Regions from separate parts of the Homo sapiens genome. Here all the other regions are linked to region 1. A link is an interaction called in ENCODE POLR2A ChIA-PET data of the cell type or tissue named here. Cell type or tissue: MCF 10A. All regions are shown on one strand. Each heading gives the region's core, and the rest is flanking DNA. Links, peaks and the distances in the headings are about the cores only. Region 1 overlaps TANGO6 (transport and golgi organization 6 homolog). Region 2 overlaps TANGO6 (transport and golgi organization 6 homolog). Region 3 overlaps TANGO6 (transport and golgi organization 6 homolog).

Evidence for each region. ChIA-PET counts read pairs that join two places held together with the same protein. Peaks named below come from ENCODE experiments on the same cell type or tissue, not always from the same donor. Only the 100,000 strongest peaks of a DNase experiment are listed, where the experiment ranks them.
Region 2: POLR2A ChIA-PET joins it to region 1 with 7 read pairs; 3 of 35 experiments call an interaction of 5 or more read pairs at or near these places.
Region 3: POLR2A ChIA-PET joins it to region 1 with 6 read pairs; 7 of 35 experiments call an interaction of 5 or more read pairs at or near these places.

The regions. Positions count from the first base shown.
Region 1 is chr16:69,069,413-69,076,625 of GRCh38, forward strand. The region is part of intron 17 of TANGO6 (transport and golgi organization 6 homolog); the gene reads left to right. Among named protein-coding and RNA genes, the nearest start is that of HAS3, 33 kb to the right of the region's middle. RefSeq lists enhancers at 2,246-2,965, 2,966-3,683, 3,684-4,402, 4,403-5,120. In MCF 10A, for the core only: no CTCF peak of the experiment used is centred there; a DNase peak (open chromatin) is centred at 4,129.
Region 2 is chr16:68,949,620-68,956,832 of GRCh38, forward strand. The region is part of intron 14 of TANGO6 (transport and golgi organization 6 homolog); the gene reads left to right. Among named protein-coding and RNA genes, the nearest start is that of TANGO6, 110 kb to the left of the region's middle. In MCF 10A, for the core only: no CTCF peak of the experiment used is centred there; a DNase peak (open chromatin) is centred at 3,152.
Region 3 is chr16:69,018,635-69,025,847 of GRCh38, forward strand. TANGO6 (transport and golgi organization 6 homolog) reads left to right here. Exons shown (of 18, transcript NM_024562.2): 16 at 4,194-4,345. Among named protein-coding and RNA genes, the nearest start is that of HAS3, 83 kb to the right of the region's middle. In MCF 10A, for the core only: no CTCF peak of the experiment used is centred there; no DNase peak of the experiment used is centred there.

The DNA.
Region 1 (7,213 bases), core at 1,455-6,454:
GGTGCTTAGAAGTTGGACTGTTGCTTTCTGACAGATTCATACCACACCTAATGCTTATTCCAACATGTTTTTAAACAGAACTAGTCGGATTCTGGAGTCTTCTCTTCTGGACCTCAATCTAGAGAATCTTTTTTTCTGCCAGGACAATCTCCAGCCACCAGCTCCAGTTCACCTCTTTCCCCTGTCTTCACCTGTCTTATTATTTCGGTGTATAACTTGCGTGTTATTCCTCTGTTTTTGTCTTTGTGCCTCTTATTTATTTCTCAACCACAAAGGGAGTCACAATTGGTGGTTGATAGGATTGTGTGGAATGTAGCCTTCTTTCTTTTTGATCTTTGTTTGCTTCATCTCTTGTTTCTATAGAATATTGAATTTCTAAATACAACTGTTACAAGGAAAGGGGTCTCCATTCCAGACCCCAAGAAAGGGATCTTGGATCTCGCGCAAGAAAGAATTCAGGGCGAGTCCACATTGCAAAGTAAAAGCAAGTTTATTAAGAAAATAAAGTAGTGGGCCAGGCACGGTGGCTCATGCCTGTAATCCCAGCACTTTGGGAGGCCGAGGCGGGCAGATCACATGAGGTCAGGAGTTCAAGACCAGCCTGACCAACATTGCAAAACCCTGTCTGTACTAAAAAAAAAAAAAAAAAAAAGCTAGGTGTGGCATGTGCCTGTAATCCCAGCTACTCAGGAGGCTGAGGCAGGAGAATCACTTGAACCCAGGAAGCGGAGGTTGCAGTGAGCCGAGATCGTGCCACTGCACTCCAGCCTCGGCGATAGAGCGAGACTCCTTCTCAAAAAAAAAGAAAAAGAAAAGAAAAGAAAGTAGTGAAAGAATAGCTACTCCATAGACAGAGTAGGGCATTCCTGAAAGTAAGAGGAGGAACACGTCCACCCTAGGTACAATGCTTATATATATAGGATAGAAAAAGATCTTGGGGCCAGGCGCAGTGGCTCACGCCTGTAATCCCAGCACTTTGGGAGGCCGAAGCGGGGGGATCACCTGAGGTCAGAAGTTTAAGACCAGCCTGGCCAACATGGTGAAACCCCGTCCCTAATAAAAATACAAAAATTAGCCAGGCATGGAAGTGCTTGTCTGTAATCCCAGCTACTTGAGAGGCTGAGGCAGGAGAATCACTTGAACCTGGGAGGCAGAGGTTGCAGTGAGCCAAGATCACACCACTACACTCCAGCCCGGGTGACAGAGGGAGACTCCATCTCAAAAAAAAAAAAAACAAAAAAACACACACAAAAGATCTTGGGGAGATGTGCTCTGCTACAAGGGTTTGTGATAAATGATTAATTTTCTTAATTGCTATAGTTTGCAAGAATCAATATTATTATTATTATTATTATTATTATTATTATTATTATTTTCTGAGACGGAATTTCGCTCTGGTTGCCCATGCTGGAATGTAATGGGGTGGTCTTGGCTCACTGCAACCTCTGTCTCCCAGATTCAGGCAATCCTCCTGCCTCAGCCTCCCAAGTAACTGGGATTACAGGTACCCACCACCATGCCCAGCTAATTTTTGTACTCTTAGTAGAGACGGGGTTTCACCATGTTGGCCAGGCTGGCCTCAAACTCCTGACCTCAGGTGATCCACCCACCTCTGGCCTCCCAAAGTGTGATTACAGGTGTGAGCCACCATAAAATTAGGAATGCCTTTGTTAAAGCAAAATTTAGGAATGCCTTTGTTCCCAGATACTGGGATATCTGGACACTTCCAAGTCTGAGTCTGTTTGGTAAACATTATCAATCTATTCCCTTAACCATAAACACCTAGAAGTTAGGAATGCCTAACTTCTGGAAATGCAGCCCAGCAAGTCTCAGCCTCATTTTCCAGCCCTCACTCAAAATGCAGTCACTCTGGTTTTAACGCCTCTGACACAATGAGTGTATGCTAGCATTTAACGTTTTTGTCCTTTTATATTTAGCAACTCATTTTCCTATTAAGAAGTTATAGATGGAAAAACCTCTGCTAGATCACCGTGTCCAGAGTCCTTTTTCTGTAAATGTCTTATTTTTGACCATTCATGTTGTGTTTTGTTGATCTCACACAATAAGAACAGAATAGCCATTTCATTCACCAAGTTCCAGTAGTAAAAAACACCTTGAAATGTAAATGACCTTTAAAATATTAAAATAATTTTTAAGTGTAAATGAATCTACTCATTACCGTCTTTACTCATGGAGCTTGTGTTAGAGAGGTAGTCTAACTAGAGCCTTTTTTCTTCCTCTATTTTCATATATTCTGGATTGTGGTAATATGGTTTTTATAATCAAACAAATCAATTTAGGAAGTAAAGAGAAGAAAGATATTTGCCATTTATTTCTTCTTTTGATCTTAAAGATACAACCACTCCGCAAATGTTCCAGGTCAAGCTCATTGAAAGAGTCAAACACTGTCTTCCTGCTTTTCCATTGAATGTGCACCTGTGTGCCCAAGGCAGTCTTTTACTCACACCTTCCCTTTTCAGTTTGCCAAGCCTCTTCTGGTCCTTTCTGAGCCACGTCTAACCCTAAAGACTGCCCTTGTCCCTGAAGCTTCAGCTTTGTGTGTTTCAGGCCAACTGGCGCCTGGAAAGAGGGAGGGTGAAGAGAGAGGGAGACCGTGTGTGTGTGTGTGTGTGTGTGTGTGTGTGTGTGTGTGTGTAGAGAGAGGGAGACCGTGTGTGTGTGTGTGTATGTGTGAAGAGAGAGGGAGACCGTGTGTGTGTGTGTGTGTGTGTGTGTGTGTGTCACATGCGCTCTCTAAATTCTTTTGATAAAGAATCTGAACGCCACTCCCTTCCAAAGAGTTTTCAGACCAGGAGTCTGGGTACTTCTTTAAGATATCCTTGGCCTAAGCTTCTCAGATGGTGAAAGTGTTTGTTTCAACCACTGACTGCAAGCAGCTAAACTAGCTTTCCTGTGAATGAGACGCACCCAGCCTACTCACAGCCATACCCACTCCACCTTGCCCTGGAGTCCTTGGGCCTGATACAGTTGGGGGATGAACAGCAGGTGTGCTGAACTCATAATGAGAGGTTTCCGCTGTGGGATTGCCTATATCCTGCCCCCGACAGAGGCTCCTGTAACTTTACCTTTGAACTCTCCTTGTATTCAGCCCCTGATCCATGGGATTTGGTGACAATCCCTGGCTGGCAGGAAGCTTTGATCCTTGGGGAGTCCAGAGGAAGTCCTATGATGTGTGGGATCCCTAGAGTCACAGGGATTGGGAAGAAGCTCTATACCAGGATGGGTTGCTAAGATAGACCCATTAATTAAGCAGGAGGCTTTGCTTAACACTCAGTTACTAAAAACAGAGATCCGGTAACTGATAACAGGGAGCTCAGCACCCCTCAAGTGTGGAGTGGGTTTTGCACAGGCAGTATTGTTATTTTAAGGACACAGAAGTGCCCAGGGGGAAATTCCTACCCACACGGAGAAAGAGCAGAATACCTGTGAGTATCCCTTTTTAACAAGTAAAAGCTGACTTTACTTTGAATGTTAGGAGGCTCTAGCAAAAAAATCTCAAAGATATTTCTAAGTGAAAGATTCCTCTAAAAGGAAAAAAAAAAAAAAGATGACCTTGTAACAAACACTGGAGGATGGGGCACAGGAAGCCAGGAGAGCAGCCTGGGTGACAGAGTGAGACCTTCTTTAAAAAAAAAAAAAAAGTGGAAGCTCTAGAATTTCTATATATAGAGATGCTTTGGGCTATAATCCATTGGAGAGAGTGTTGGGAGATTTGTCTTTAGGCTGTACCTGCATAGCAAGCATGCTGGTTTTGCTTGGAAACTGCCTTCTTTTTGTGATGGCCTGGGAGCTGGAACTTACTAAAGTTCCCCCAAGCCATTTCCTTGGTGCCACCCACTGGCTGGGAATAAATGTCAGAGTGAAGGCACTTTCACAGAGCAGGTACAGGTTCCTCTTCCTCCACCCACCTCCAAAGGCGGAAATGACTTCCTTTGCTTCCAGAGAATTGCCTGCGTTTCTCTCTTAGAACGGAGATCACTCCATGTGGGGTGTGTGTACTGCCTCCCCACAGGGCTGTAGCTGCCACCTGGGAGGGTTCGTGCCTTATTCATCTTTTTTATCGCCAGCACAGTGCCTGGGCATGACAGAGGCCCATAGTACTGATTATTGAATGAGTGAGTAATCATGAGGCAATAGCGGTGGAGAGTCATCCTCTGCCGGGAATTAGCTCATTTTCATGCGGCCAGCCTCAGGAAAAATAAGACTTCCTTGCCCAAAGACAGGTTAGAAAGGGCACTCGAAGCCAGGCCTGGTGGCTCACGCCTGTAATCCCAGCATTTTGGGAGGCCGAGGCCGGCAGATCACAAGGTCAGGTGTTTGAGACCAGCCTGGCCAATATGGTGAAACCCAGTCTCTACTAAAAATACAAAAATTAGCTCGGCATGGTGGCGGGCGCCTGTAATCCCAGCAATATGGGAGGCTGAGGCAGGAGAATCGCTTGAACCCAGGAGGCAGAGGTTGCAGTGAGCCGAGATCATGCCATTCACTGCTCTCCAGCCTGGGGGGCACAGAGCAAGACTCCATCTTAAAAAAAAAAAAAAAAGGCACTCGGGTGAGGCCACAGAGTCAGGCCCCCGACCTAGGAGACCTGACTGTGGCTCAGAAGCTCCCTGAGAAAGCCCAGGAGGTAACTGCCCAGCAGGGACCAGGCAGCATCTTCCTGAGGTTTGCTCACAGGACTCAGGTGCTTCACGTGGTGACACTGGGCTAGGAGCATTGAGGGTTGTTTGCAGGCTGACCGTATAATATGTGGGTCCCAGTGCAGATTAAAATGCAGGGCTCCTTGCTAGGGAAAACAAATAACAACAACAAGAAGAAAGTACCATTAGTGCTGTGTGTGTGTGTGTATATATATATATATTACAGAAAAGGAGTCCCGATCCAGACCCCAAAAGAGGCTTCTTGGATCTTGTGCAAGAGGGAATTCAGGGCGAGTCTGCAGTGGAAAGTAAAAGCAAATTTATTAAGAGAGTAAAGTAGTGAAAGAACAGCTGCTCCATAGACAGAGTAGGACGTTCCCGAAAGAGGAGGAACGTGTCCACCCTAGATACAATACTCGTATATATGGGGCGATGTGCTCTGCTACAAGGACTTGTGATAAAGGATTAATTTTCTCAATTACTATACTTTACAAGTATCAAATTATCATCTTTAAAGCAAAATTAGGAATGTCTTTGTTCTCCAGATATCGGGATATCTGGACACTCCTAAGTCTGAGTCTGTTTGGTAAACATTATTAATTCATTCCCTTAACCATAAACATCTAGAGGTTAGGAATACCTAACTTTCTGGGAATGCAGCCCAGCAAGTCTCAGCCTCATTTTCCAGCTCTCACTCAAAATGGAGTCACTCTGGTTCGAATGCCTGTGTGTGTGTGTGTGTGTGTGTGTGTGTGTGTGTGTGTGTATAATTATTATTATTATTTTTTTTTGGAGGCAGAATCTCGCCCTATTGCCCAGGCTAGTGTGAGGTGGCGCCATTCTTGGCTCACTGCAACCTCCGCCTCCCAGGTTCAAGCAATTCTCCTGCCTCAGCCTCCTGAGTATCTGGGATTACAGGCATGCGCCACTACGCCTGGCTAATTTTTTAGTAGAGACGGGGTTTCGCCATGTTGCTCAGGCTGGTCTCGAACTCCTGAGCTCAGTTGATCCACCCAGCTTGGCCTTCCAAAAGTGCACAGATTACAGGTATAAGCCACTGTGCCTGGCCTGAAATATAATTTTTTTCCTTCCAAAGTCTGCTTTTTTTTTTTTTTTTAAGAGATGGGGTCTAAGTCTCTCTCTCAACTTGTCATGATGTTTATTATTTGCTGGAGAAAAATTAAAATGTTAAATTATTAGCATGAATTTTACTGTTCATCTTTACATTGTGCAATGCCAATTCTAAATGCAAATATAAGAGCATTAGCTCCTACACAGAATCACTGAAATTACACAATTTGTATTTCATAGTTTACACATGCATATGTATTTCCTTCTTAGCAGAACAGTAGAAACTCTACACAACACGAATTCAACTTTTATTTTTTTTTTTTTTTTGAGACAGGGTCTCACTCTGTCACCCAGGCCAGAGTGCAGTGGCAAGATCATGGCCCACTGCAGCCTCAGCCTCCTGGGTTCAAGCAATCCCCTCACCTCAGCCTCCCGAGTAGCTGGGACTACAGGCACACCCCACCACACCTGGCTAATTTTTGTACTTTTTGTAGAGATGGGGTTTCACCATGTTGTTCAGGCTGCTCTTGAACTCCTGGGGTCAGGCAATCCTCCTGCCTTGGCCTCTCAAAGTGCCGGGATTACAGGCATAAGCCATTGCACCCAGCTGAATTCAACTTTTTTTTTTTTTTTTTTTTGAGACAGAGTCTCACTCTGTGTTACCCGGACTGGAGTACAGTGGCTCAGTCTCAGCTCACTGCAACCTCTGCCTCCCGGGTTCAAGCGATTCCCGTTTCAGCCTCCCAAGTAGCTGGGACTACAGGCGTGCACCACCGTGCCCAGCTACTTTTTTGTATTTTAGTAGAGACGGGGTTTCACCATGTTGGCCAGGATGGTCTCAATCTCCTGACCTCGTGATCTTCCCACCTCGCCCTCCCAAAGTGTTGGGATTACAGGCGTGAGCCACCGCGCCTGGCCTGAATTCAACATTTTTATTTCATTTCTTTTTTTTTTTTTTTTTTTTTGAGATGGAGTCTTGCTCTGTCTCCCAGGCTGGAATGCAGTGGCACAATCTAGGCTCACTGCAACCTCCACCTCCCAGGTTTAAGTGATTCTCGTGCCTCAGCCTTCCGAGTAGCTGGAATTACAGGCACCCACCACCACGCCTGGCTAATTTTTGTATTTTTAGTAGAGACGGGGTTTCACCATGTTGGCCAGGCTGGTCTCGAACTCCTGACCTCAGGTGATCCGCCTGCCTTGGCCTCCCAAAATGCTAGGATTACATGCGTGAGCCACCGTGCCCAGCCTCATTTCTTGATACATTTACATTCGACCAACACTGTCTACCTTTGATTTACTGATAAGAAAGGACTGAAAGGAACAAGAATAATGGGTTGCCCTGCTGTGCCATTATTTTCAGTGTAAATGACTGGCTAAAACAAGGAAGTGAATGAGTAAGAAAGATGCAGTCGGGTTCCATGGTCCTCTGTGTTTTTTAGAAAGCCATTGCCTTCTTTCTGTGTTCGAAGCAACGCATGGAA
Region 2 (7,213 bases), core at 775-5,774, 120 kb before region 1:
AAAGAAAAAAAAAAAAAGCTTACTTTAAAATAATACAAATTATGAGGATGTGAAGAAATGTTGCCGGTAGAAATGTAAAATGGTACAGTTGCTTTGAAAAATAGTCTGGCCATTTTCAAAAGGTTAAACATGGTTATCATGTGACCTATCAGTTCCACTCCTAGGTATATACCCATGAGAAATGAAAACATATGTCCACACAAAAGTTTATATTTATATATATATATAGGCATTATTTATAATAGCTGAAAAATTGAAACAACATACATATTAATATCTACCGCCTGATGAATGGATTCATAACATCTGATGTATGTACACAGTGGAATATTATTTGGCAGTAAAAAGGAATGAACTATTGATTCATACTGCAACATGAATGAATTTGAAAATATGGTAAGGAAAAGAAGCCAGACACAAAAGGCCATGTGTTGTATGATTCCTATATGAATGAAATGTCCAAAACAGACAAATGTATAAATTCAGAAAGTAGAGTAATAGTTGTCAGAGGATGTGGGGGATGGAGGAGTAAGGAGTGACTGATAATGGATATGAGGTTTCTTTGTGAGGAGATGAAAATGTTTTGGAATTAGATAGTGGGGATTATTGCACAGCCTGGTAAATATACCAAAACTAACTGAATTGTACACTTAAAAAAATTAAAGGCCACACGTGGTGGCTCATGCCTGTAATCCCAACACTTTGGGAGGCCGAGGCAAGCAGATCACCTGAGGTCAGGAGTTTGAAACCAGCCTGGTCCTACATGGTGAAACCCCATCTCTACGAAAAATACGAAATTAGCTGGGCATAGTATGGGTTCCTATAATCCCAGCTACTCTGGAGGCTGAGGCAGGAGAATCGCTTGAACCTGGGAGGCGGAGGTTGCAGTGAGCCGAGATCGAGCCACTGTATTCCAGCCTGGGCGACAGAGCGAGACTCTGTTTTAAAAAAAAAATTTAGGATGGGCGCGGTGGCTCACACCTGTAGTCCCAGCACTTTGGGAGGCTGAGGTGGGTCGATCACGAGTTCAGGAGTTCGAGACCAGCTTGGCCAACATGGTGAAACCCCATCTCTACTAAAAGTACTAAAATTAGCCAGGTGTGGTGGCGGGCACCTGTGATCCCAGCTGCTCAGGAGGCTGAGGCAGGAGAATCGCTTGAGCCTGGGAGGCGGAGGTTGCAGTGAGCTGATGTGGCACCGTTGCACTCCAGCCTGGGCAATAGAGCAAGACTCTGTCTCAAAAAAAAAGTAAATTTAAAAAATTTAAAAATAACGTTAAAAACTCAGAACAGTACTGTTGTTTTTTGTGGAGCTCTCAGGACTATGAAAGATGGGTGGGCAGGATTTAGACACTCAAATGAGTGTGAGGGGATTGAAGCTGAGGGAAAAGCAAAGGTAGGAAGATGTTCAAGAGTGGGGCCAGACCAGGTGCTGTGGCTGCTGCCTGTAATCCCAGCACTTTGGGAGGTCGATGTGGACGATCACTTGAGCCCAGTAGTTTAAGACCAGCCTGGACAACATGGCAAAATCCTGTCTCTATAAAAATTTTAAAAATTAGCCGGGTGTGGTAGCGCATGCCTATAGTCCCAGCTACTCTGGAGGCTGAAGTGGGAGAATCACTTGAGCCCAAGAGGTCAAGACTGCAGCAAGCTGTGATCATACAACTGCACTCCAGCCTGGGTGACAGAGACCCTGTCTCAAAAAAAAAAGGCAGGGTGGGGGGGTTGGGCAAATATAAAGTATAACAGAAGGGAAGCAGTTCAGGTTGTTAGTGGAGCAAAATGGGCATGAAGGCAAGGTATAGGAGTCAGTATCTTCATCTCCCATTTTTCAGACAAAGAAACCAGGGCTAAGAGGCCAACTGCTTGGCCAACCAGTATGTAATAGAGGCTGGATTCAACTCCAAAGCCAAGGCCCTTATTTATGCCTCTGTACTTCCTTCCTTTTTCCATTGCATTTTCTCACCTTTGTCACAACACCATGGCCTCTGTTCTTTTTTTTTTTTTTTTTTGAGACAGAGTCTCGCTCTATCGCCTAAGCTAGAGTGCAGTGGCGTGATCTCAGCTCACTGCAAGCTCTGCCTTCCCGGTTCACACCATTCTCCTGCCTCAGCCTCCTGAGTAGCTGGGACTACAGGCACCCGCCACCACGCCCAGCTAATTTTTTGTATTTTTAGTAGAGACGAGGTTTCACCGTGTTAGCTAGGATGGTCTCGATCTCCTGACCTTGTGATCCACCCGCCTCGGCCTCCCAAAGTGCTGAGATTACAGGCGTGAGCCACCACACCTGGCCAGCCTCTGCTCTTACGGATGGTAAAATTAAACCATGGAACCATGGATCATGACATTTTCAGTGAAGCAATTAAATACTTCTTAATTTCATGGCTTCTGGGGCTCCTTTAAAGTCCCTCACCTCCTATTCATATAGACTAGCTGTCACAAAGGCAGGATTCATGACCAAGAAGGCAACATGAGATACCTCCAGGTAAAGAGTCAGTTGCTTAAATGTCCACTTTACAAGCTATTAAGGAGGTCTAAGTACCTTCCCTGCAGAACAGCGATTTAAATTTTGCCCTGGAGCCACCCTTTCTCTAGTAAAGTTGGAATTTGAAGGCAAGTTAAGGAGGATGGAGTAGTGAGAGAGCTTGTAAGTAAAACAGCAAGTCCCTCTTCAGACTTCCCCTTAAATACAGCATCCCACACTCTCTAAGTAATCCATGGTTTTTACTGGAGCTTTATTGCAGTATCAGCTAGAGGTGCACCCTGCTTTTGTGTTTCCCTCCCCAACTAAAGAGCAAGCAGCCTATGTCACCCTTCATCTCAAATACAAATTAAAATTCCTAATCTCACCAGATGTGATTAAGATGATACTTGAAGCTGTTCACACACTTAGTAAGCCCAATTATATTTTTTATTAACACTGACATAGTTCCTTTTGTTGGTGAATCATAACTTTACAATTTTTAACTGAATGAAGCATCAATTACCCCCTCTCAGGTCACGTTGAGAACTTGGCAGTGGTGGAAGGTAAACTTAAATGGTGTCTGTACAGTTTGGGCAACACATTTTTAGATTTTTACATTAGGCTTTTGTGCTTCCTGACCTTGTGGTATCTCTCCTGCCCCAGAGGAGGATTGAAGGTTGGGAATGAATTGAGCCTCAGGGAATGAATCACAACCCCTTGAGCTGCCAAAGACCTCATTAGGTCATCTCTCTGTCCACCTGCTGGGACATGATTGCTAAGGTGTTTCTTAGGAGAAAGCTGTTTTAGAATCACTTTTGTACTTTGTGTTCAACTTTTGTTTTCCACTATTGATAACCTTTAAATAGGGACAAAAAGAGAATTGTAAAATATTTTCTTTGGCAATTAGGGTTTTCTTTTTGTTGTTGTTGTTAATGGCTTAAAATGTTCATTCACTCAACAGGTATTTTTTATTATTATTATTATTATTATTATTATTATTATTATTATTTTGTGTGTGTGAGACGGAGTCTTGCTCTGTCTCCCAAGCTGGAGTGCAGTGGCACAATCTTGGCTCACTGCAACCTCTGCCTCCCAGGTTCGAGCGATTCTCCTGCCTCGGCTTCCTGAGTAACTGGGATTACAGGCACGCACCACCACGCCTGGCTAGTTTTTTGTATTTAGCAGAGACAGGGTTTCGCCATGTTGGCCAGGCTGATCTCGAATTCCTGACCTCAGGTGATACACCTGCCTCGGCCTCCCAAAGTGCTGGGATTATAGGCGTGAGCCACTGCACCCGCCTCAACAGATATTTATTGAGCACTGCTATGTTTGAGGGTGCTGTGCAAGGTACAACACTGAGAAAAACAGTCATGTCTTGCCTTCATGGAGTTTACAGTTGGAGAAGAGCAAATGATACAAAATCACACAAATGTAAAACATGGTTTTGACACAGGTGCTCTAAATAAAAGGTACATGGTGTTCTCTCACTAACTCCATCCTCCTTAACTTGCCTTCAGATTCCAACTTTACTAGATAAAGGGTGGCTCCAGGGCAAAATTTAAATAGCCGTTCTGTAGGGAAGATACTTAGACCTCCTTAATAGCTTGTAAAGTAGACATTTAAGCAACTGACTCTACCTGGAGGTATCTCATACTGTCTTCTTGGTCGTGAAACCCGCCTTTGTGACAGCTAGTCTATATGAATAGGAGGAGAAGGACTTGAAATGAGCCCCAGAAACCATGAAATTAAGATGTATTTAATTGCTTCACTAAACATGTTTTAGGGACATTTTCCCTGACAGCAAGGGAACGAGGCAGTAACCCATCAGTGAGGATCTGTGGGTAGTTAGGAATTAACCTAGTAAAGAAGGGAGGAGACCAGGCACAGTGGCTCATGCCTGTAATCCCAGCACTTTCGGAGGCCGAGGTGGGCGGATCACTTGAGGTCAGGAGTTCGAGACCAGCCTGGCCAACATGGTGAAACCTCGTCTCTACTAAAAATACAAAAAAAAAGAAAAGTTAGCTGGGTGTGGTGGTGTGTGCCTGTAATCCCAGCCACTTGGGAGGCTGAGGCAGGAGAATTGCTTCAACCCAGGAAGCAGAGGTTGCAGTGAGCTGAGATCGTGCCACTACACTCCAGCCTGAGCAACAGAGCAAGACTCCATCTCAAAAAAAAAAAAAAAAAAAGGAAGGAGGAAAGAGTGTTGTAGGATGCGAAACAGCAAAGCAGCAGGACTACAGCAGGGAGGAGCAGGAGGCAAGAACTGCATGAACGCCTGTGCCCTCCAGACCCTTAGGATCAGTAAGGAGGGGCATGGGTGAGTGGGTTTGGAGCACCAGGCAACCCACTCTAACCAGATGGCTCTCCTTTTCTCTCTTTCATCAAGCCCTCTCTTAAGATTTCATGGAAAAACAAAGTTCTGCTGCTCAAAAGAAAAAAAAAGTTTTGAGAACTCACTGTCAGGCTATGTACGTGCCTAGCGAGAAAGTTTTATACCACATTTCATGTGTCATGCCACATACACACCCTTCCTCACCTCTTCACCACTGATGGAGAATTCAGTCTCTCCTTAAGCCTACTTTCATAAAATGCAATGAGAATGTTTGGATATCTGTACAAATTTCTGAGCTTGGTTGTCCAACACACAGCCCTTAACCATTATGAAAAACATCCTAATTGCAGATTAAAAAGGTAAAAAACCATATGGCATTATTTTAGGCCAGTGGGTTTTAAGTAATTTTTTAGCGGTGGAATCCATTTTCAAATGAGATCTAACATGAAGGCATCAAAAACTCAGGTGATTTTTATTTTCTTCTTTGTGTCTTTTATATTTTTCATGTTTTCTAATATGAACACGTATTGATTTTATAATAAGAAGAGAATGTTTTTAAAATTACATGGCTGTTTAGGGAAACTGAATTGTTTCATGACAACAAGGTTCAGGGACTAGTACAGATTGAAACAGATGGCTTCCCTCGGTGTAGTACCCCCCGTTGACCTTTTCACAACTAGGGATTACTAAAGCACAGAGTGACTATGGCTTTTTCACTGTGAAATTATATGACAGCAGAAACCTAACTGACAAACAGATGTTTTTCCCAAGTGGAGCTTTTCTTAATGAAATCGTTGCTTGGAAACCAGACCATAATAATAACTTCTCTATATTTAGTTTGTAAAGTGATTCAGTTTGCAAAATTATTAAGTCAGAGTATACTAATTAGATAAAATTGAATGTATCTATTATTTGTCTTGCAATTCAGCAACCAAATGGTTAAGCTAGGAGCAGAATTTCATCCGGGATATATCTGTCCAGATGCCATTCATAACAGGGGACATACAAGGAAAATGACAGCTCATAGAGCAACGCTGCTCTGCTCCTCACTGTGACTGCATTGGCACAGTGGTGTTTGATCTTTCACTCATACTTATTAGAAGCTGTTACTTGCAGCACTTATTAAGATGCTGAGACGATCAGTTGGGTCACTGGGTCAAAAATTGTACGTGAAAATGTGAAAATAAATTCAATTTAAATTACTCAGTGAGACAACAGTATAAAGGAGAAAGATTCAGGAGTGAATATACTTGTTTAGCATGATAGAATTTATCAGTGGAAAGTCTGATATACTATTAGTAATACAAAGAAACCTTAACATGCAGCATATTTGTCAGGTAGATTAAAACATTAAATCTTAAATTCAAACTATACATATTCTATAAAAAAATAGATATCTGCCTTCCACTTCCAGTAATAATGAGATAACTCAGCTAAAAATAACTATTATATAAGCCAGGCATGGTGGCTCACATCTGTAATCCCAACACTTTGGGAGGCCCGAGGCTGGAGGATTACCTGAGGTCAGGAGATCAAGACCAGCCTGGCCAACATGGTGAAACCCCATCTCTACTAAAAATACAAAAATTAGCTGGGCATGGTGGTGGGCACCTGTAATCCCAGCTACTCGGGAGGGTGAGGCAGGAGAATTGCTTGAACTCAGGAGGTGGAGGTTGCAGTGGGCTGAGATTGCACCACTGCACTCCAGCCTGCGCAATGGGGTGAGACTCTGTCTCAAAAAAACAAAACAAAAAATAAAAACAACTATTACATAGGGTAACATATTTAAAACACTTTAAAAGCATTAAAGAGCTCATAAGAAAACAGGGAATAACCAAGCCAGCATCTAAAGAGAAAACCAGAACTCTATGAGGTGAACTGAACATAAGAACCTGCATTTACTCTGAGGGCATTTGCTTGAAATTAAGCTGTGGGTTTCATGGCTTTGAAGGGCAACATTGCAGAAATGAAAGCCCAGACCAAGTTTGAAGTAGGAGTCTAACAGAAGGCCCTCCAACATTAAGCTTAGACCCGCTAAGGAATACGCCTCCAGATGTACCTTCAAGTACCTTCACCTGTTCCCAAGGGTCTGGGAGTAGACTTGTCTTGGCACTAAGCAGAGCAGGAGGGAATAAGGAAAGAAAACCTCTATCTGAGGCCAGGCACAGTGGCTCATGTCTGTAATCTGAGCACTTTGGGAGGCCGAGGCAGTTGGATCACCTGAGGTCAGGAGTTTGAGACTAGCCTGGCCAATATGGTAAAACCCTGACTCTACTAAAAATACAAAAATTAGCCAGTCATGGTGGCAGGCACCTGTAATCCCAGCCACTCGAGAGGCTGAGGCAGGAGAATCACTTGAACTCAGGAGGCAGAGGTTACAGTGAGCCGAGATTGCGCCACTGCACTCCAGCCTGGGCG
Region 3 (7,213 bases), core at 1,396-6,395, 51 kb before region 1:
GTATGTTTGCCGGGCGCGGTGGCTCACGCCTGTAATCCCAGCACTTTGGAGGCCGAGGCGGGCGGATCACGAGGTCAGGAGATCGAGACTATCCTGGCTAACACGGTGAAACCCCATCTCTACTAAAAATATTAAAAAGAAAATTAGCCGGGCGTGGTGGCGGGTGCCTGTAGTCCCAGCTACTCAGGAGGTTGAGGCCCGGGAGGCGGAGCTTGCAGTGAGCCAAGATCACGCCACTGCACTCCAGCCTGGGCGACAGAGTGAGACTCCGTCTCAAAAAATAAATAAATAAATAAATAAATCTGTATGTTTGATTTGTTAATAGTAGGAAAAGTTGTGTGTGTGCATATTTGCATACATAAATGGGAATACTGGTTCTGGTAGTTTCTTTCACTTTAACAATGTCTTGAGGAGAGCTTTTCATGTCAGTATATATAATTCTGTCATGTTCATTTTAATCACTGCATAGTAATCCGTAATATGGGTATACCATGGTTATTTAACCTTTCCTATATGAATTTTTTAGTTTATTTCTTCTCATTTTTCACGATTACAATTCACTAAATTCTTGATGCAGATGTCCTTGTGCAGATATGTAACTACCTCTCTAGGATAGATAATTAGAAATGCAAAGACTGGGTCAAAGAGTCTGAGATGACAATTCAAATCTCCTCTTTTCTATTCTGAAAATAGGTTATGTCTAGGTCATCAATGATTTAGTTTTGGCAGCATACGTTGATGTTAACAGGACAGAGGTGAGTCTTATGACTGCATGTAGTATGTTAGGAATTGGGAGCATTTTGGAGAAAGTACTCCTTTATCTTTTTCTTATACTGTATGGAAGGTACATTGTGCTTTGGACCTTGAGGGGAAAACAAAAACAAAAACGAAAAAAAACAAACTTCTTCGTCCTCTTCCTTCCAAGGGACTGAGACTAGCAAAGTCATGCTTTCGAGCAACCTCTGCTTGACTCTGTGACAGCATTTGCCACACAGTTCTATAATTGTCAGTACTTATCTGTTTATATGTACTCCTTAAACTTTGGGCATCTTCTTTTCTCCTTATTTTATTTCATTTTAGTTTTGTAGAGACAAACTATCCCTATGTTGCCCAGGCTGGTCTCAAACTCCTGGGCTCAAGCAATCCTCCCGCCTCAGCCTCCCAAAGTGCTGGGATTATAGGCATGAGCCACCGTGCCCAGCCTACTTTGGGCTTCTTAAAGGGTAAAAATAGTATTTCATCAGTTCTTGTATTCCTAGAATATTAGCATGATACCTAGTACATAATTATGTTTTGTTGAATAAATGAATGAATTCAATTCAATATTACCATTTCCTGTACCTAGTACAGTCATGTGTTGCTTAACAATGGGAATACATTCTGAGAAATGTGTAGTTAGGTGATTTTGTCATTGTACAAACATCATAAAATGTGCCTACACAAACCTAGATGATATTATATTTATATATATTTTTTATACAGAAAATCAAATGTCCCAGTGTCCCAGCACCATTACTGAATACTAATTATTTCCCCAACTTGATCTAATACTAATTATTTCCCCAACTTGATCCCCAACTTGATCAGGTTTCTAAATGTGTGCTGCCCTACAATCTGATAGGACCAGTGTTGTATATGCAGTCCATGATTGACCAAAGCATTGTTATGCAGCTCATGACTGTATATGCAAAGACTGCTAAGACCTGATGGGATCAGAGATGAAGGAGTCAAAGTTCTACCCTCAAGGAATTTATAGTCTTATGGAAGAAACAGATACAGGCTTAAAACATTTAGGAACCAAGGCACGAGTGACAAATGTGATTTAAGTCAAAGCGACTTAAGCACAAAGTATTGTGAGACTTTCAAGGAGGGCTAATTGAAGCTCACTGAGGGGAAGAGGCAGGTTCCACAAAGAAAGTGGCATTTGAACTGGGCCTGGTAGGACAGGTCAGTGATTTATCAATATAGGTCATCATTTGGTGATTAAAAATAGGTGACTTTATGCTTGTAATCCTAACACTTTGGGAGGTAGAGGCAGGAGGATCACTTGAGTTTAGAAGTTCAAGACCAGCCTGGGCAACATAGTGAGACCCTGTTTCTACAAAAAAATCAAAAAATTAGGCGCGATGGCATACACCTGTCTTCCCAGCTACTCTGGAGGCTGAGGTGAGAGGATCACTTGAGCCCAGGAGATTGAGGCTGCAGTGAGCTGTGATCACTCCAGCCTGGGTAACAGAGCAAGACCCACCCCCCCTTTATATATGTATGTATGTGTGTGTGTGTGTGTGTGTGTGTGTGTGTGTGTGTGGTGTGTGTGTGTATGCGGAATCTTCTTATCACCACCTCTACTGTTGTCTTTCCAGCTACTTACTGTAGTAGGTTTCTACCTTGGACCCTTGTTCCACCCTGGACATACATGGTACCCAACAATGTGTTCTCAGCACTGCAGCCAGTGTGATCTTTTTGCACTCCTTTGCTCAGAATCCTCCAAAGGCCTCTCATTGTACTCTGAGAAAAAGTTCAAGTCCTTGCAGTGTCCTGCAAGGCCCTTCATGATCTACCCCACCTTCCCATCCCTGCCCTTACTTCTCTAGCCTCATCTAGGGCTTCCTTGGTGTTCTCAGACATGCCAGGCGTGCTCCTCTACAGGTTTTTACACTGGCTGTTCTCTCTTCCTGGTATGCTCTTCTCCCAGAAATGCACATGACTGATACGCTCACCTTCCAGTCTTTGTTTAAATGTCACCTTCTCAATGAAGCCTACCTTTACCACCTTTTTAAAACCTGAAGTCGGCCACCATTCCCATTATTCCTTATTTCCCTTACCTGTTTTACTTTTTTTGCCCCTATAGTATGTATTACCTTCTAACATTCTATCTAATTTACACTAGAATATAAGCCACAGAAGGGCAGGAATCATGGTCTCTTGTTTCGCAGCATATGCCAAGCATCTGGAACAATGCTTAGCACATACTAGGCCTCTCGTTAAATATTTGTCTAATAATCATAGTTCTCTTTCTCCAGGACCCAAATGCCTTGATTGTTTTTCACTCAATTTGCTTATCCAAGCAGACAGCAGGATAAGACAGGGAAAAGTAGGCTGATGATTGGGGTCTAGGGTCTAGCCTGGGGGCCACACTTTTTGTTTGTGTGACCATGGGCTAATTATAGTTGGGCTGGGTTTGTGAAAGTTTATTAAGCTATATACTTATGATATATACATTTTTTGTATGTATATGTAAATTTTTTTTTCTTTTTTTTTTTTTTTTTAAGACAGAATCTCACTGTGTTGCCCAGGCTGGAGTGCAGTGGCGCAATCTCGGCTCACTGCAAGCTCCGCCTCCCGGGTTCAGGCCATTCTCCTACCTCAGCCTCTCATGTAGCTGGGACTACAGGCGCCCGCCACCACGCCCGGCTAATTTTTTATATTTTTAGTAGAGACGGGGGTTTCACCGTGTTAGCCAGGATGGTCTAGATCTCCTGACCTCGTGATCCGCCCACCTCGGCCTCCCAAAGTGCTGGGATTACAGGCGTGAGCCACCGCGCCTGGCCGTGTATGTAAATTTTTTAAGTTTTCTGTAATAAGACTCTGAAAATAACTGCTAGTAACACTATGGGGAATATCTTCACATGTTTTATCTCTACATGTAGACTTTTGAGAATAAAATTGAGATTCTACATGCTTTTTCACAAAACCATACATCATGAATATTTTTCATAACATGAAATATTCTTCTGGAGCATGATTTTTAATGGTTATGCAAGTACTTTGAAAAGAATAAGACATTGGTCATGTACGGTGACTCACTCCTGTAATCCCAGCACTTTGGGAGGCCAAGGCAGATGGATAGCTTGAGCCCGGGAGTTCAAGACCAGCCTGAGCAACATGGCAAAACCCCATTTCCACAAAAAATACAAAAATTAGCCGGGCATGGTGGCATGCACCTGTAGTCCCAACTACTTGGGAGACTGAGGTGGGAGAATCACCAGAGCCTGGGAGGTCAAGGCTGCAGTGAGCTGTGATTGTGCCACTGCACTCCAGTCTGGGCAATACAGCAAGACCCTGTCTCAAAAAAAAAATAAAAACAAAAAGAATAAGACATCATGCAGTGAACTATGGAAATATAATTCTTCCTTTTTTAAGAAGTTGAAATTTTGTTTTAAGGGGTTTTGATTTCTTCCTTTTTCCTATAGGAGACATGGTCTCAAAGTACCGAGAACCTTTGATCCATACCTTCCTGAGGGGAGTGAGAGATCCTGATGGTGCTCACAGGGCCAGCAGCTTGGCCAACCTTGGGGAGCTGTGCCAGAGGCTGGACTTTCTGCTGGGCTCCGTGGTCCATGAGGTACTGTATTTTGATTCCTTTCTCTAAAGCGTGTTTTCACTTGGACCTACGATGCATCTTGAGATTGGGAGTCAGGAGACCTGGGCTCTTTTTGCAGATCTGCCACTGCCTCCCTGTGAGACAGGGCAAGTGAGCCATTGAACTTCCCAAGGCTTCATCTGTCTCACATGTATATTGAAAGTTATGTTAGTAAGGGCCGGGCATGGTGGCTTGCACCTGTAATCCCAGCACTTTGGGAGGGCGAGGCGGGTAGATTGCTTGCGGCCAGGAGTCTGAAACCAGCCTGGTCAACATGGCGTAACCCTATCTCTACTAAAAATACAAAAATCAGCTGGGCGTGGTGGTACATGCCTATAATCCCGGCTACTCAGGAGGCTGAGGCAGGAGAATCACTTGAACCCAGGAGGCATAGGTTGCAGTAAGCCAAGATCACGCCACTGCACTCCAGCCTGGGCAACACAGCGAGATTCTGTCTCAAAAAAAACAAAAACAAAAAATTATGTTAGTAAGAATTTCATAGTTGCAGCTGAGAGAAAGTCATCTTAACCTACCTTAAGCAATAAAAGATGATTTATCATAGAGTCTGATGTAACTAACAGAATTGGAGAAACCTTTAGGAAAAGTAGATAGAGCTTTACCCTGAGTCTCTGGGCCATCTGTGAGTCTTATCTCCTCCACTCACAGAAAAATCTCAGGCAAATACTCTAATTGACCCTCTTTGGCCGAGGCACCCTGTATTCAGGGGGATGGTGTTGTTTACCAAAAAAAAACGCTTAAGTTCCATATTTTGCTCAGCATTTCATACCCAGTGCCTGGTATGTAGTAGGTAATCAGTAAATTATTGAAAAGATGAATGGTGAACCATCAAAATGATAGCCATACAACGTGTTGGGGCCAGAAGCTTTTCTGGTTTTAGAGTTTTTTATTATTATTATTATTATTATTTGAAACAGAGTTTCACTCTGTCACCCAGGCTGGAGTGCAGTGGCGCAATCGTGGCTCACTGCAACCTCCGCCTCCTGGGTTCAAGCAGTTCTCCTGCCTCAGCCTCCCATGTAGCTGGGACCATGTGTCACCACACCTGGCCAATTTTTGTATTTTTAGTATAGACAGAGTTTCACCATGTTGGCCAGGTTGGTCTCGAACTCCTGACCTCAGGTGATCCACCTGCCTCAGCCTCCCAAAGTGTTAGGATTACAGGCGTGAGCCACCACACCTGAACTCAGAGTTTATTAATTAATGAAATGTGCGTCTTGCCCCTGGCCTCTATGAGTGTCTTTCTCTAGCCCCCTTTTTTTTTTTTTTGAGACAGAGTCTCGCTCTGTAGCCCAGGCTGGAGTGCAGTGGCACGATCTCGGCTTACTGCAACCTCCGCCTCCCGGGTCCCAGTTCAAGCAGTTCTCCTCAGCCTCCCGAGTAGCTGGGATTACAGGCGCATGCCACTATGCCCAGCTAATTTTTGTGTTTTTAGTAGAGACGGGGTTTCACCATGTTGGCCAGACTGGTCTTGAACTCCTGCCTTTGTGATCTGCTCGCCTCGGCCTCCCAAAGTGCTGGGATTACAGGCATGAGCCACCCCTCCTGGCCCCTCTAGCCTCTTAAATTGTACCTTTGCCTTGTATTTATGTACTCATCAATATATCAGTGTATATCTTGAGTATCTGCTGTGTGCACCTACTCTGCTATTTACAGATGATGATAGACAGAAAAAGACTAGTTAACATGTGGCCAGGAGTCTTTACTACCAATGTACATGACCATCTTAAGTTTTTTTTTGGAAGAAGATGCCTTATAAATTATAAATAAGTAAGTGAAATACAGTTTAAATTACCTTTTTTTTTATTCAAATGGAGTCTCTAACTCTGTCGCCCAGGCTGGAGTGCGGTGGTGCAGTCTCGGCACACTGCAACCTCCACCTTCCAGGTTCAAGCGATTCTCCCGCATTAGCCTCTTGAGTAGCTAGGATTACAGGCGTGTGCCACCACGCCTGGTTAAGTTTTGTATTTTTAGTAGAGACAGTGTTTCATCATGTTGGCCAGGCTGGTCTTGAATTCCCAGACTCAAGTGATCCTCCTGCCTCGGCCTCCCAAAGTGCTGGTGATGTTGGATTTTTCTTCTCAGTCACTTTGCAAGCCAGGGACCTCTGGCTGGGAATGCCCGACCCTGGCCTCACTTGGCCATGCTGGCGTGCCCCAGCTCACCTGTGTTATAGCTTGTACCACATTCAGCAGTTCCCAAGCTCTTATACCGCACCCAAGATAAATGAGGATACACTGGACATTGAAGGGTGAGGAGGGCAGAGAATAATTTTATTGAGCAATGAAACGGCTCTCAGCAGAGAAGGGAGCTGGAGAGAGGACATGAAGGGCAGGGTGTCTTCCTCAAACTCAGGTTGTCTCTTCCCTGAAGTCAACCCATTTCCCCCTCTACTGACTGAGTCTGGGGTCTTCATAGGCACAAGTTGCATGCTGATTGGTTTGTGAGTATGCAAAAAAGGTTAAAACAAGGCACCACTCAAAGGCGGGCCCCACAGTATAGAAAACCAATTAGGAAATGGTAGGCATATGTAAAATAGGTGAAGGGTGGGGACCAATCAGAGGAAAGTGTGCCAAACAGGAAGACAAGTTTTCAATCCAGTCTGAGAATTTAACTTGTAGCTTAGCTTTCGGGCTTTAAACTGCCTTCAGCTTGGAGGTAAGTTTGCACTGGGTACCTGCCCCTATCTGCGTAGGCATTTGGCTGCCTCCTGTAGATATCACTGGGATTATAGGCATCAGCCATTGCACCTGGCCTTTTTTTTTTTTTTCCACTTTAAGCAAAAACTCTTTATTTTTAAGACAAGGTATGATTTCTAATTTTCTATTCTTG